Linked DNA regions of Mus musculus: region 2 is linked to region 1. The links are chromatin loops, found by intact Hi-C in ENCODE. Cell type or tissue: left cerebral cortex. All regions are shown on one strand.

Region 1 (8,000 bases):
TACACAGTTCTGGCCCAGCATGAGACAAGAAGTCAAGACTAGAACCGAGGCCCTAGATGTTCCTGATAGCCCTGGCTAAGTCCCCTCAAGCCAACTGCCTTTCCTTGTGAATAGTTCAGTCTTTTGTGTGTGGTGTTTTGTTTTGTTTTGTTTTGTTTTGTTTTGTTTTGAGACTGGGGTTCTCTGTGTAGCCCTGGCTGTCCTGGAACTCGTTCTGTAGACCAGGCTGGCCTCAACCTCACAGAGATCTGCCTGCCTCTGCCTCTGGAGTACTGGAATGAAAGCATATGTCACTGCCCAGCATCCAGTCTTCCTTTTAGGTAATCTTCCTTTTAGGTAGTCTTCCTTTTAGATGTATTTATTTTATTGTATTGCATGAATGTTTGGCCTGCATGTATGTATGTGCACCACCAGCATGCCTGGTGCCTGCAGAGGCCAGAAGAGAGCATTAGTCCTGTGGAACTGGAGAATTAGGGGAGATTGTGAAGCTCTGTGTAGGTGCTAAAAATTGAACCCAAGTCCTTTAAAAGAGCAAGGCTCTAACCCACAGCCCCGATTTCCAGTCTTCTAAATAGGTCCTGGTTGGGAGGAGGGCACTGTGGCACCCAAAAATCAAGGGGTTACATTAACTAACCAGTGAAGACAACAGATCTGGCAGAAATCTGCCCCAACAAAGCTTCACAGCTCCACACCTGGTTTGATCCCCAGGAGCATATAAACCAGGCGTGTTAGATTACACCTGTAATCTCAGCATTTGGAATGATGTATAGGCATAGGCGGGAGGATCAGAAGTTCTAAGCCATCCCCCATTATGTAGGGAGTTAGAGGTCAGCCTAGGCCACAGGAGACACTGTCTCAAAAACAAAACAACAAAAGACCTACATGTTTCCTGATGAGGGCATCCAGCCTGGTGGCTGTCCTGATGAGGAAGATGAACGAATCCAGAGAAGCAAGCAGCCAGCGTGGAGGTAAAGAAGGAGCAGGCAGAGCCCTGGGCAAGGCCTCTCGAGCTGGACCGCAGCAGGCAATGGACACGGTGCAGATCAAACAGAGAACAACACCCCATCAGGAGATTCTGCTGGGGGGCCGAGCCCTTCCAAAGCACTGATGCTTGCCCTCCTACCCCTCACCTACCCTCCTGCTGTCTGCATGCAGCCTGCAGCCTGCAGCCTGCCTCCGGCTGCCTGAAATTATGCTTTGAATCTGAGCAGCCCCACAGGCTCAGGTCCAGAGGTGGGAGTTGGCTGGCAGGAGCTGATCACTGCAGGTCAGGTCTTGGGCCTCAGTTTTGCCTGGCTCTAGGCCTCTCGTCTGTCACTCCCTCCAGTCACCACAGTCCCACTTTCCCTTTGAGACAGAATCTTGCCAGGTAGCAAGGCCCTTGCTGTATAGCCTACACCAATCTCCATCTCACAGCAATCCTCCTGCCTCCACTTCAGAGTGCAAGGAGCACAGATATGTACCAGCATGATCTGTGCATGGGGATCCTCTGCAACCATGAGTCAAAATGAATCTTCCTTCTTCTTTCTTCCCTTACATGGGATTAGTGTGGTCTCTGACAAGCAAAAACTAACGTGTTGCTATTCTGATGAGAGTGGGCCGCTGAGCAACCCCAGGATTGTACCTTGGTTTTCCTGTAGGGTGAGGAGGCCCGGGAGTTTTCACACCCCCTGCTATTATAGTTTTTCACCCTAAACTGCCTACACATCAGTCTCATGTGAGTCAGTGGGCCAGTCTTTGACAGAAAATCCCCTAGGAAAGCAAGCATCTAGACATATCCCCTGTCCATTAGAGACATGTGTCAGGGTGGTCTGGTCTGAGTAACTTAGTGAAGCCTAAAGGCCCATCGGCAGAAGAATGGATATCCAAAGTGTGGTACACGAAGATGGAACCCTTCGCAGCAGAGGAAAAGGAGCATAAACTGTCATAATGCATCCGTGTGGATGACAGAGTGAGCTCCAGGCCAGCCTGGGCTATAGAGGAGAACTTTGATTATTGTTTGGTTTTTAGATACAGGGTCTCACTGTGTAGCCCTGGCTGGCCTAGAACTCACTTTGTAGACCAGAACAACCTGGAGTTTACAGAGATCTGCCTGCCTCTCCCAAGCGAGTGCGGGGATTTTAAGCTTGTGGTACCAACCCTTCTCTCTCTCTCTCTCTCTCTCTCTCTCTCTCTCTCTCCAAAAAACAAACTCTCTGAGGAGATCTCTGAGTTTGAGGTCAGCCTGGTCTGCTCTACATAACAAGGTCCAGGACATCCAGGACTATATAGAGACTCTCTCTCAAATAAACAAACAAACAAACAAATAAAAGGAAAATTTAGACCAGACCACCCCACATTTCCATGCCCAGAGCCTTCTGCCCCAGGTCACGGAGGCTTGGAGTGCCCACTTCCACACACTAGGTAACTGAAACCCGAAAGGCCTGCCTTGTCTCACCACTCAGCCCCTGTCACCACTGCCTTTGGGACTGCGTTTGGTCACAATGGGACCACCTCCTCCAAATCTAGCCCTATCTCCAGAACCTGGAATGCCCTTCCCCAGCTGGTTGCTTTACTTCAGGTCCCTAATGGGCCACCTGACCTTCCCAGCTCTTCATAGTGCACAGAGGACTATGTCGCCATAGTGTTTCTCCACTAGACAGACTCTTGCCTGGCCACTCACTGTTGAATCCTACAGCGCTGGTACCAATAGGGCGTGAGGTAAAAGTTTACTGAATGAGGGCCAAGGAGATAGACGGGTTAGTGGGTGGGTAAACGGAATTTGATCCCCAGAACCCATGCAAAGGCCTAAAAGCTAGCCGCAGCACACTGGCATCTCTAATCCCATTAAGCCCGGCGGAAATGGCAAGCGGAGATCAGACTCTCCAGAGGCTCAAGGACCAGCGCCCCTGACTCCCCGCTTGGCACAGAAAGGAAGAAAATAGCGTCTGTCCAGCAGCTGAGGAACCTCAGGTCCCATCAGCTTTCCCAGGTTAGGCTGGTTTTCAGGGTCACCAAGGAAAAGGGAGCTACGGGGAGAAGGGCTGGAATGTAGAAATAGACGCAGACGGTACACTACGTGTGGTACTGCCCCAACTCTCCTCCTCTCCCTGGGTTGCTGCTCTCCATGGGTAAGCAGGACTCTAAGGAAGAACACTAACTCCCTCTGCTGGAATTCTGGACGAGCCCCGCAACTCCCGGCCAAGGTTGAGGGAGTGGCAAGTTCTGATTGCTCCCAAAGAAGACTGTCAAGTGCTTTAGGATCCTGGGCAGACTTGCAACAAGGGAGAGCTCTCTTTTCTAAAAAGGAACCAATCTGAGGTTACCTTCAACCCCGCTTGACCCAGCCCCCATGGTCACGCCCACTAGCAGCCCAGCCAATGGCCTTAGCCGCTCATTGGGAGGAGGATCGGCCCGGAATAATAAGGGAAGCACTGGCGCTGAAAGGCAGGGGCAGCTGGACTGCCACTCAGGGCTATTTGGGGCTCTGCACTTTGCATTCCAGTTAGCGACTAGGTCGTCCGGGACCCGTGGCCCCTTCCTGGCATGCCCGTCCAGGAGGAGAAATACTTTCATTCTTGAGGGAGTCAGTGATTCTCACAAGCCCACGCCCGATGTCAGCCTGCTCTCCAAGTTCTATGATCCCAGTCCCTCAAGAAGGAGCAAAGTGCTGGCAAGGGGCCAGAAGCCAGCAGGAGGGCAAAACGGGCACCTACCATACTCCCAGAGAGGCCCCCGAGCTGCCATTCTTGGGGCTACCTGACCCTACCTGATAGGCCAAGCTTCTACACTTTGCCTTTGCACACTCCCAGCCTGACCTTGGGGAAGTGAACTCTGGCCCTAAGCCTCAGTTTCCCTCCTGTGCATGCATGGAGGAAGGTGGCAGATCCCAGAGGATCTGGGGGTGTGGGGGGTGTGGACTACCTGGGACCATTGCTGAGGTAAGGCCGCCTTCCCCACTCGTTTAGTCAAGGGGTAACCTGGTGTAGGAGCTGGGTATGGATGTGGGCTAAAGGGGTTCCCGAGTGTCTCAGTTGCTCGTGGAGTGCCTTTCGGCCGGGGAGACCCACGCCCTGCGCTCACACTTACATTTGGCCTCCTTCCAGTCGGTGGAGGTGCTCAGGTCCACCTTCGCGGCCATGGCCAGGGGGGCCCAGGTGCGCACCCAGGCTCCACGCCCCGCCGCCCCCCACGCCCCAACTCCCGCCGAGAGCCACGCGCAGTAGCCGTGCTCGCCCAGTGCCACCAGGGGACCGCACGCACTGCCACGGGGCCGCGGGCCACCCGCCGAGCGGCCGGGCCAGGGGCGCAGGGAGACCAGCAGCTGCCCCGCCGCGCGCAGCTGTGCCAGGCGGCCGGACACTTGGCTCTGCAGCGACATGAGCAGGCGGTGCCGGGCGGCTCCCCGCCCACTCGGACTCTATTTACGGTGCTCCGGAGAGTCGCGCTCGGTCCCTTATTTACTCTGGGACGAGAGTGGCGCGTGCCAGCCCGTGGCGACCTGCTTAGAGACCGCGGGCGGCGCGCCGCTGGGCACCCTGGAACTTGTAGTTCCGTCCCGGCCCACTGCGCTCACGCACTGGTAGCACACACGTGCGCACCCAGCCTGTCTGTGTCCTCCCGAGTGTGGCTGCAGCCAACCTTCCGAAGCTCGGTGATTCGACAAGGCACTCCGTGCGTGGGTTTTCCCGCCAAGTCGGCTTCTAGTTCTTTCCGCCTAGTTGCCGTGGCTCATAAGTAAACTCGGTCCTATCGCGTGTTTTGTAGGCATAGAGAGACCTGGACTTGTGTTGGTGCCTCCGCATCACCCAGCTCTGCTTCTGATCCACAGCAGCTGCACGTTCCAGCCTGCCAAGGTGGGGCGGGGGTGATAGGTGCCGCGGACCTATGTGTTAGGGTGGGGCAACTTTTCTGAAGAGCTCGACCTCCCTTAAGCTCCAAGAGCCAAGCAGCGCCGACTGAATTCCACAGCAGCTCACAAGACATTAGTGAGATTTGACAGGAAGAAACCTAGGTGTCAAATAGGCATGGTAAGGCATACTTACAATCCAGCATTCCAGAGGGTGAGGGCGGAGGATCTTAGGAAAGTTTAGGATCAGCCTGACTTACAAGGCAGCCACATAGCAAGACCCTGTCTCAGTCAATAGGTCAGTCTAACAATCAATATAAAAAAGAGCCGGGCAGTGGTGGCGTATGCCTTTAATCCCAGCACTTGGGAGGCAGAGGCAAGCTGATTTCTGAGTTCGAGGCTAGCCTGGTCTACAGAGAGTTCCAGACAGCCAGAGCTACACAGAGAAACCCTGTCTTCAAAAACCAAAAACCAAAAAAAAAAAGGAGAAAAGGAGAGAGAATATGGATCTATAAATGTGGGTGTATAGAAACACTAGAGTAGTGACCTAAGAAGGATAATTTTTTTCTTCTTTATTTTTCTCCTTTTCTTTTGTTGTTGTTGTTGTTGTTGTTGTTGTTTTTTTTTTTTCTTCTCGAGACAGAGTTTCTCTTTGTAGCCCTGGCTGTCCTGGAACTCACTCTGCAGACCAGGCTGGCCTCAAACTCAGAAATCTGCTTGCCTCTGCCTCCCAAGTGCTGGGATTAAAGGCGTGCGCCACCACTGCCCGGCTAATTTTTTTTTTCCTCATATTCCATAATGACATATGCCTGTAACCTGTTCCCGGTTAGCCACTACTTCATATTCAGTTCCACACCAGCCTGGCCTACCTGAGAGCTGGTTGTCAGAGCTACCCAGTGAGACTCTACATTTTTATTTAAAAAGAAAGCGGGGGTGGGGGAGGGATTTAAATCCCGGGGCTGGAGAGATGACTCAGCAGTTAAGATCCCTGACTGCTGTTCCAGAGGACCAGAATTCTATTTCCAGCCCTCACATGGTGGCTCAAAAATCTTCTGTAACTCCAGTTCCAAGGGATGCCACGCCCTCTTCTGGCCTTGCATGGAGTAGTGCACAGCCACACAGGCTGGAAAACACCCAAACACATTAAAAAAAATTTTAGAAATTGTTACTGTGAACCTTAATATCTGAGCCATCTCTCCAGGCCTTGCTCCCTAAACTTTACAAATAAAGATTTAGTTCCTGGGAAACAAAACAAAAAGGAGAGAGAGCAAAGCGAACGACCCTCCTATTGAAACCTCACCACCAACCTGGCAACGTAAACAATGCAGATTTCTCAGCTTATTTCTGAGACAAGAATCTGACGTGAGTCACCAGAATTGCATGCCTCTGGCTTCATCCCTTCCTGGAAGCTCTAAGGGAGCTTGTCCCAGGATTTTCCAGAGGTCACGGGCCCTTCCTGTAGATCCTCCAGCAGCCTGGCAGTGAGCCCAGGCTGCTCCTGTCTTTCATGTGGTGTGGACCATGCTCTCTGGTTCTCCATCTACCATTTCCCAGGCTGTGGTTACGCCGGGCCCCGTCAGCATCCAGGAGACAGTCAGTACTTGCCCACAATCAGCTGGTTTATAGCCGCCGTTTCCCTTTGCCAGAGGCCATCTTCACAGGTTCCAGAGTTTAGGATGTGGATGGCTTGAAGGGTTTTCACTTTGCCCTCCATCCTTCCAGCCAACGACTTAGTAGGGGACTCTAGGAAAAGGCAAGGTTCCACCGAAAAGTCATCTTGGGTCCTGAGAAGGCTGCCTTCTCCTTAGTGCCTGAACTTTATGTCCTTGAGTTTAGCTCCTGGAGCTCTGGATAAGTAGAAGCCCCGCCACCCAGTGCACCTTAGTTACAGCCTCACTTTTTTTTTTCCTTAAGCGAAAATAGATTTTGTTTTTTAGTTGGATGTGGTGGCACATCTTTTAATCCCAGCACTCTGAAGGCAGAGGCAGGGAGACCAGTTCCAGCTTGATCTACAGAGCAAGTCCATGAGTCCAGGACAGCCAGGGCTACACAGATAACCCTGTCTTGAAAAACAACAACAACAACAAGATATTTTTCATACAATATATTCTTTTTGTTTTGTTTTTTTGAGACAGGGTTTCTCTGTGTAACCCTGGCTGTCCTGGAACTCACTCTGTAGACCAGGCTGGCCTCGAACTCAGAAATCTGCCTGCCTCTGCCTCCGGAGTGCTGGGACTAAAGGCATGCGCCACCACGCCCAGCTCATACAATATACTCTTACTACATTTCCCTTTCTCCAACTCCTCCCAGATCCTCCCTGACTCTCCACACATCCACACATCCATACCCACACCCGTTCTCTCTCTCTCTCTCTCATTAGAATACAATCAGGCATCTAAAAAAGTAATAAAATAAAACCAAACAAACTAGACTAGAGACAAGCAAACAAATGACCAGGAGAAAAAGAGCCAAAGAAAACACACAAGAAGCACGTATAGATGCAGAGATGCACACATTCGCGCACACAGAGATCCCATAAAACCCCTGAGGGGGGTCTGTAAGGAAGAAAGAGAAAGTTAATGCTGAGACAAAGCATTATGGGACAAAAGACATCCAAAAGTGCCACTGAGTTTGTGACAGTCTATTGTGGAGCCCTACCAGTGGCTTGTAACGAGACTCCATTGGAGAAAATGAATCTTTCCTTTACAAGTAGTTGTGTGCTGGAGATAGCATCTAGGTTGGGGGTTGGGGACTTGCATCCATTTCCCCTCAGTGCTGGGATTCCATCTGGCGCAGAGTCATGCAGGCCCTGGGCATACTACAGCCTCTGTTGACCATGCCAGCTCAGTCAACCAGGTCTCAAGGGAGGGAGGGAGTATTGAAAAGAAAAAGGCTGGGCCGGAGAGATGGCTCAGTGGTTAAGAGCACTGACTGCTCTTCCCAGAGGTCCTGAGTTCAAGTCCCAGCAACCATGTGGTGGCTCACAACCATCCGTAATGAGATCTGATGCCCTCTTCTGGTGTGTCTGAAAACAGCTACAGTGTACTCATATAAAAATAAATAGTAAATAAATATTGAAAAGAAAAGAAAAGAAAAAGACAATTAGACAACACTATAACATGATTTCAGCTGAGGCTAAAACGTGTTTATTTTTCTCCAGTCTGCTTTTATA
Region 2 (8,000 bases), 290 kb before region 1:
TGGCTGCTTGCCTCCTTCCAGCTGGGGCTGGGACAGATCTCCTCCTAGGTCCCTTGCCCTGAGCTGGAGCCTAGGATAGTGTGACACTCGCTTTTCTTGATCCTAGCACAGTTGCTGTGAAGGGCAGTTGTGGGTGGTCAGCTTTGTCCACTTTTGTTTTGTTGTCTATTCAGGAGAGGAAGCTGGTACATTCCCCCAGCTACTCTACCAAGAAAGCCTGTGGCACTGCCTCCCGAGCACGGGCCGGGTAGAACTCATCATGCCTTGGCCTCTCCTGTTCCAAGAGTCTCTTATCTCTTAGGTCCTTCTCTTCATTTTCTTTTGAGACGTACTTTCACATAGCCCAGGCTGGTTCAAACTGTGAAGCCAGTAATGGCCATAAATTTCTGATCTTTTTGTCTCCGATCCTGAATGATGAGCTTGAAAGTGTGGCCGCCACACCTACAACTAGCTACCTCAGCAGTCTGGGTCTTGTCTTCTGAAATTTAGTCAAGAGACATAGATAATTGTGCGGGTTGCTTTTTGTGTTTTACTTTTGTTTATTGGTTTGTTGGGATTTTTGAGACAGAGCCTCTCTATTTATATATCGATTTAGCCCTGGCTGTTCTGGGCAGTGGTGGCAAACGCCTTTAATTCCAGCACTCAGGAGGCAGAGGCAGGCGGATTTCTGAGTTCGAGACCAGCCTGGTCTACAAAGTGAGTTCCAGGTCAGCCAGGAACTCAGAGAGAAACCTGTCTTGAAAAACAAAAACCAAAAACAAAACAAACAAACAAAAGAATGAGCCACCACACTCACCTTCTTGAAATCTTTCTTCAAATGTCACCATCTCTGCAAAGCTTTCAGTGACCTTACCGGTTCCAGTTGGGGCTAAGGGTGTGGTTCAGTGACAGTGACACTGGGGTTTAGCAGTTTCCAGCAGATTCCCTCCCAAACTGAAAACAAACAAATGTCTGTCATGCAACCTGCTTTCTCTTTTCACTCTGAAACACAGACACATCTTGGTTGGTTCTTTATGGTTGGTTGGTTTGTTGTTGTTGTTGGTGTGTGTGTGTGTGTGTGTGTGTGTGTGTGTGTGTGTGTGTGTGTTGAGGGGGAGGTTTGAATTAGTCTCATGTAGCCCCAGGTTGGCCTCAAGCTCCCCATGTAAGGGAGGATGGCCTTAATTTCCTGATCTTCCTATTTCTATTTCCCAAATCCTAGGATTACAGAAGTCTACCACCATTCTGGGTTATGAAGTGCTGGGGACTGAACCCTGAGCCTGTGCTGGACCTGCATATCCAGCCTCTGCTTTGTTTTGGTGTGGTGTGGTGTGGTGTGGTGTGTGTGTGTGTGTGTGTGTGTGTGTGTGTGTGTGTGTGTGTAGTAAGTGCACCTGAGTATGCAGGCATGTAAACCTCACACACACCAAGGCCAGAGGGTATCAGTGAGTCAGTTCTATGCCTTATCCCTTTGAGATCGGGTCTCTCACTGACTGTGGAGCTGGAATAGCTGGCAGGTCTTACCAATCTTTCTGGCTCTACCCTACTGCATCAGAAGGGGGCATCAGATCTCATGGTTGTGAGCCACCATGTGGTTGCTGGGATTTGAACTCAGGACCTTTGGAAGAGCAGTCGGTGCTCTTAACCGCTGAGCCATCTCTCCAGCCCCTGACAATTTCTTATATGCGTACAATGTATCTTGATCATACTAACCCCCTTCTCCCCTCTCACTCCTGTGACATCCCTGGATCCCTGGCAGCCTCCTTCTTTCTTTTCCTTTTCCCTCCCCTCCCCTCCCCTCCCTTTCTTCTTTCTTCCTTTCTTTCTCTTCCTTCCTTCCTTCCTTCCTTCCTTCCTCCCTTCCTTCCTTCCTTCCTTTCTTTCTTCTTTTTTTTTTTTTTTTTGAGACAGTTTTCTGTTATATCCCTGGCTGCTCCAGCTCTTGTTTTATAGACTAGACCAAGTTGGCCTAAAACTCACAGAGATCACCCTGCCTCTGCCTCCAGAGTGCTGGGATTTAAAGTGTGAACCGATGTGACAAGCTGCTTGTTTGTTTCTTTGTTTGTTTTTTGTAACCTCATAACTCCAATTAGTGCTACCTACCATAATGTTGATTGAACTCATCGGTTTGATCATGTGCAGGTCTTGTGTGCATTCATGAGTGCCACAGCCCTGCCATGTCCAAAAGGCAGCATTCTCCAGCTCTCGCCCCCAATCTCTGGCTCTTCCGTTGTTTTCTGGGTCCTTTTGAGAGACTTTCTGAGTCTTTCATGATGGTGGTTGTGGGCTTCTAGTTGTTTTCTACAACATTAATGCTGCTTGTTTCTGATGTTTATCTTCTCATTGGATAGTTTGCCCCAAGGTACACAGAACTTAGTTTAATTGTTCACTGACTTACTTGAGGAGCCAGGAAAGCACCTGGCTCCTAGTAGTTGCACAGTGAAGATGTGTCAAGTGAGTTTGAAGATTTAGAGAGATGGGGCAACAATGACTATTAATAAGAACAAGGTAGCTCCAGGCAGCCACTCACCTGATGGGATCTGAGCTGGATCTTGAAATACCTGTAGAAGCTGAGGGAGGTATATGGAGAAAGATCAGCCCCAACACAGGTATGGCACAGAGCGCTTTCCGTTGCTCATGTAGGAGTGAGATAGACCTCTCTACCAAGGATACTTATTTAGAATGGTATTAGCCAGGCAGTTTGAGGCCATATTGAATCAAGTTTGCCATGTCAGACAAAGCTTTCTCCCATAACCAGCACCACCTACATAATATGTGGGGCACTGTAAAGAATGAAAATGAGGGGGTTGGGGAGATGATAACTCAGTCATATGTTGCCATGAAGACACGGGGACACCGGGCAGTGGTGGCGCATGCCTTTAATTCCAGCACTTGTGAGGCAGAGGCAAGCAGATTTCTTTTCTTTTCTTTTTTTTTTTTTTGGTTTTGGTTTTTCGAGACAGGGTTTCTCTGTGCAGCCCTGGCTGTCCTGGAACTCACTTTGTAGACCAGGCTGGCCTGGAACTCAGAAATCTGTCTGCCTCTGCCTCCCGAGTGCTGGGATTAAAGGTGTGCGCCACCACACCCGGCCCACAAGCAGATTTCTTAGAGGATCTCTGTGGATTTGAGGCCAACCTGGTCTACAGAGTGAGTTCTAAGATAGCCAGGGCTATACAGAGAGACTTTCTCTTAAAAGAAAAACAGAAATACACAAAAACACAAACAAACAAACAAGGAGCTGGACAGCGCGCTCAGTACTTAAGAGCACTGACTGCTTTTGCAGAGGACTTGAATTCAGCTCTCAGCATCCAAATTGTGATGTATAAACCATCTATAATGTGACATCCCTCGCATCCGCTCCAGGAGGTCTAACACCCTCTTCTGATCTCAGAGGGCACCAGGAATGCAGAGAGTGGTCAGATGTACATGCAAACACAGAGGTAAAACGTTCATACACAACTCTCAAAAAGAGATCAGAACAAAAAGACAAGGTGGTTGGTTGGTTTGGACATAGCCTTCAGCAGGCAAATTGTTGTGAATTCAAGGTCAGCCTGGGGTCTATATAGTGAGTTCCAGCATAGCCTGGGCTGCATAGTGATATTCTGTCTCAAAAACAAAAACAGACAGACAAAATGAAGTTGGAAAACTGGTGAGATGGTTTAGTGGACAAGGCTCTTGCCTCCAGGCCACTCTAGTGGAAGGAAGAGCCAACTCCCACAGGTTGTCCTCTGACCTCCACATGTATTCTGTGGGATATGCACATACACACGGACACACAAATCAATAAGTGTAAACAACGACAAAGACCAAAATAGAGAGTAAGAAAAGACACTGAAGTTCCATTGTGTAGGCACTGGCATGTTTTTAAGTGTATCCACGTGCACATGAGCACAGACATATACATTGATGCACACAACACACACACACACACACACACACACACACACACACACACTAAAATAGGAGTCTTCTTTGCTAAAACTTTTTTTTTTTTCATAAGAATGACAACTTTAGCTGGGCAGTGGTGGCGCATGCCTCTGATCCCAGCATTTGAGAGGCAGAGGCAGGCGGATTTCTGAGTTTGAGGCCAGCCTGGTCTACTGAGTGAGTTCCAGGACAGCCAGGGCTACACAGAGAAATCCTGTCTCGAAAAAACAAACAAACAAATGACAACTTTACATCAAATCAAGTCCAGAGGCCTTCCTAGAACAGGGCTGCATGTGACTACATAGGCAAATGGCCACAAAGTGAGCCTTGCCTTAAGCCTACTGGGGAGTTGAGGACGGTGTTCTAGCCCAGTACAAATGTCACGGGAATTAGACTTGATATTCTGCTGTGTCCAGAGGCTGGATCAGAAGGAGTCTGGGTGGGCCAACTGGTTTAACAGCTTGTGAGAGGAGGAGAAGTGACCAAGAGGAAGATCAGGGCTTGAGTGGCATCTTGATGAAGCAGAGTCATCTAGGGTCAGGAGAAGCTCCCTGGATGCCTCTGCCTTTACCTTTCAGTGTCCTCTCTCCCTGCTCTTCAGACTTTGGTCCTAGAAGTGACGTCTAGCACAGGCTCGGCAATGTGACTCCCTTTGGCCACCAGAGGGCAGATCATTCTCATGTTTGAATTTGGGGTGGGGGCGTGGTGTGGCCTCCATCCCTTTCCCCATCACTCTACAGCATTGCTTTCCCAGCTTCTTTCTCAGAGGTGGTGCTGGTGTGGAGCTGGTGGGGGGCATGGGGAGGCTTCCTGGAGTCCTGTGGATTCCTTTGCCTTACAGAATGCCTCCTTCCTCCTCCCTGCACCTGCACAGCTCTCACTGTGAGCAATTCTTGGGTGCCACTCAGCAATTCGGTCAGTCCTTTCCCTATGACCCTGGGAGCTCTCTCAGTTTCTTCACATTCATGGACCCACACTCTATCCCTCCTGTTGAGTTTAGGGTGAGGGTCAGGGGCATAGTTCCAGCTTCTATGGAACCATGGGCAGGGATAACTTGAAACAGAAGTCAGTCTGAGTTGAGCTATTACCTCTGCTTGGTGGGACTCCAACAGTGTGTTGTCATCTACAAAATCCATGCTTGAAAACTATAATCAGGGCTGGAGAGATGGCTCAGTGGTTAAAAGCACTCACTGCTCTTCCAGAGGTCCCGAGTTCAAATCCCAGCAACCACATGGTGACTCACAACCATCTGTAATGGGATCTGATACCCTCTTCTAGTGTGTCTGAACAAGGACAGTATGTAGTTACATAAAATAAATAAAACTTATATAAGAAAAAGAAAACTATAATCAAGATACAGTTAAAATGATACTTACAAAAGTCTCGTAATGTTTTAAGCAAGTCCATGGCTTTATGTTGGGTACAGAACGGACAGATTTGGTAAACTCCAGAGGAAAGGGAAGAGTGGGCTCTGGTCCTCCATGGACTTCTGTTAAGAGCTGGGAGCTTTCCAAAGCTGAGAAAGACCTCAGAGTTGTTGAATTCAACAAACCCACTTATCAACAGGGAGACTGAGGCCCAGAAAAGGAAAAAGACATCTTCAAGAGGTCTGGTCCTTTCATTGCACTATTCTGAGGTTTTGCCATCCTCCCTCCTACCCTCATACCAAGACAGGGACTTACTATGTAACACAGGCCATCTCGAACCTCACTATGTAGAGCAGGCTGACCTTGAACCAACAGAAATCCACCTCCATCTGCCTCCAAGTGCTAGGATTAAAAGCATGCCACCTTGCCCTGCTGGGGAATGTGTTTTACATTTTAGTTTTAGTTTTTAAACCTTTTTTATTTTTAGAGTTTTACCTGCTAGCCTGCATACCCACTATGCACATGTAGTGTTCATGGAGGCCAGAAGAGCTTTGTGAGCCCCCATGGGACCAAACCCATGTCCTCTGAAAGAGCAGCAAGCTTGGAACTACTGAGCCACCTCACCATCTACTTGTCTTTGTGGTTTGGTTTGGTTTTAGAGATGGGTGTTTACTGTGTAGCCCTGCTTGTCCTGGAACTCATTATGTAGGCCAGGCTGGCCTCGAACCATCTTTTCTTCTGCCTTTGTTTCTCTCTCTCTCTCTCTCTCTCTTTTAAAAAAGATTTTATTTATTTATTTATTTATTTATTTATTTATTTATTTATTTATTATATGTAAGCACACTGTAGCTATCTTCAGACACTCCAGAAGAGGGCATCATCTTGTTATGGATGGTTGTGAGCCACCATGTGGTTGCTGGGATTTGAACTCTGGACCTTCAGAAGAGCAGTCGGTGCTCTTACCCACTGAGCCATCTCGCCAACCCCCTTTGCTTCTCTCTAGTGCTAAGATTACAGGGGCAGACCACCATACCCAGCTGGAGGAATCCTTTTTGGTTGTCTGTTTTATTTTATTTTATTTTTCGTTCTAGAGATTGACCCCAGGGCCTCCTTCATGGCATGGGAGTTAAAGCTCTCCCACTATCCTACAACCCCAGGAATCCTTATCGTCAACAAGTGCCTATTCTTTTGCCATGAGTTTGTCTTAGAAGGGAGATTTGAAATGAAAATGAAAATGAAAATGAAATGGTCTCTCCAAGCCGGGCGTAGTGGCGCACGCCTTTAATCCCAGCACTTGGGGGGCAGAGGCAGGCGGATTTCTGAGTTCAAGGCCAGCCTGGTCTACAAAGTGAGCTCTAGGACAGCCAGGGCTACACAGAGAAACCCTGTTTCAAAAAACCAAAAAAAAAAAAAAGAGATGGTCTCTCCAGACTTAAACATTGTAGAATATTTTAAAAGTCATTTAGGGCTGGGCATGGCAGTGCACACTTGCAATCAAAGTGGTGAGGAAATGAAGGCCGGGGATCAGTAGTTCAACCATCCTTGGTTACATATCATGGCCAGCCTGGGCTACTTAATACCCTGTTTCCAAAAAAAGCAAAAACAAAAGAACAACAAAAACTTGGATGGACAGGGTGGTTGGTGCACACCTTTAATCCCAGCCCTTGGGAAGCAGAGGCAGCTCCAGGAGTTCTTGGTCAGTCTGGTCTACAGTGGGAAACTGTGTCATAGAATCGAAACTAACAGCAGAAAGGAAATGTTATGTGTAATTTAAAGAAATATTTATTTGTATGTGCCTATGTTTGTGCTTTTATGGGTTTATGTGTATCACTGGCATGCGGGTGCTGGTAGAGGCCAGAGGGCATCATTTCCCCTGGAATTGAAGTTACAAGGGGTAGGGAGCCATCTGATGTGGATGCTGGGACCTGACCAGATTCTCTGGAAAATAGTACAGGCTCTGAATGAGCCAGCATTCTGACCTATGTTGTAGTATTTATCTATTTAACTTTTGTGTATATGAGTGTTTAGCCTGTATGTACGTCTGTGCAACCTAGTGGAAGCCAGAAGGTGTCAAACCACCTAGAACTAGTTAGACAGTTGTTAACCACCATATGGGTGCTGGGTACTAAACCTCAGTCCTCTGGGAGAGCAACCAGTCCTTCCTCTTGACTTCTGAACCATCTCTCCAACTCATTTTATATATATACATATACATACATATGTATATATATTATACACACACACATATATACATATATAATTACATTTTTATTTAGTGTATAGGGTAGCATGCTCATGGAACAATGTTTTAGACTTGGTTCTCCCCTTTCACTATGTGGATCCCCATGGATCAAACTGAGTTATTTTGCTGGCCTTTGTTATGTGATTCCATGCCAAGATCACGCAAGCATTTTTCTCAATACTGAAAAAAATACTGTACCTTAAAGGTGTGTTAAGTTTCAAGGACGCTGACCCAGTGCCTGTCCGACCTGGTGTCTGTCCCAGGCTTTACAGAGGAATGAGGGGACTGACTCAATATAAGGCTGACATAGACTTCTAGAAGCCAAGATAGTCGCAAGATGGGCGGGTGTGCAAAGCAGGAGACAGGCAATAGGATGACACTACACTTGGCAGTTGACTCACACGTTGATAGCAAGGTTGAGCGATAAAGTGGGTTTTATGAGCTAAACATGCGGATGGGAAGTTGGCGTTAGGCTCAAAGGACAT

What was found. Hi-C counts contacts between places; a loop is a spot of excess contacts. Peaks named below come from ENCODE experiments on the same cell type or tissue, not always from the same donor. Only the 100,000 strongest peaks of a DNase experiment are listed, where the experiment ranks them.
Region 2: it touches region 1 in a loop (3-fold over the local background); 19 of 42 quality-filtered maps call a loop at or near these places.

The regions. Positions count from the first base shown.
Region 1 is chr19:7,053,251-7,061,250 of GRCm38, reverse strand. It overlaps Macrod1 (mono-ADP ribosylhydrolase 1), which reads right to left and starts at 4,483. Exons shown (of 11, transcript NM_134147.4): 1 at 4,069-4,483. The coding sequence starts at 4,360. In left cerebral cortex, CTCF peaks have their summits at 3,162 (motif pointing left), 4,341, 4,542 and 5,947 (motif pointing left); DNase peaks (open chromatin) are centred at 3,638, 4,542, 5,092, 5,850 and 1 more place; H3K4me3 peaks cover 1,945 bases; H3K27ac peaks cover 1,498 bases.
Region 2 is chr19:7,342,139-7,350,138 of GRCm38, reverse strand. No RefSeq gene overlaps it. Among named protein-coding and RNA genes, the nearest start is that of Mark2, 4.3 kb to the right of the region's middle. In left cerebral cortex, a CTCF peak has its summit at 4,556 (motif pointing right); a DNase peak (open chromatin) is centred at 4,583; H3K4me3 peaks cover 400 bases; H3K27ac peaks cover 359 bases.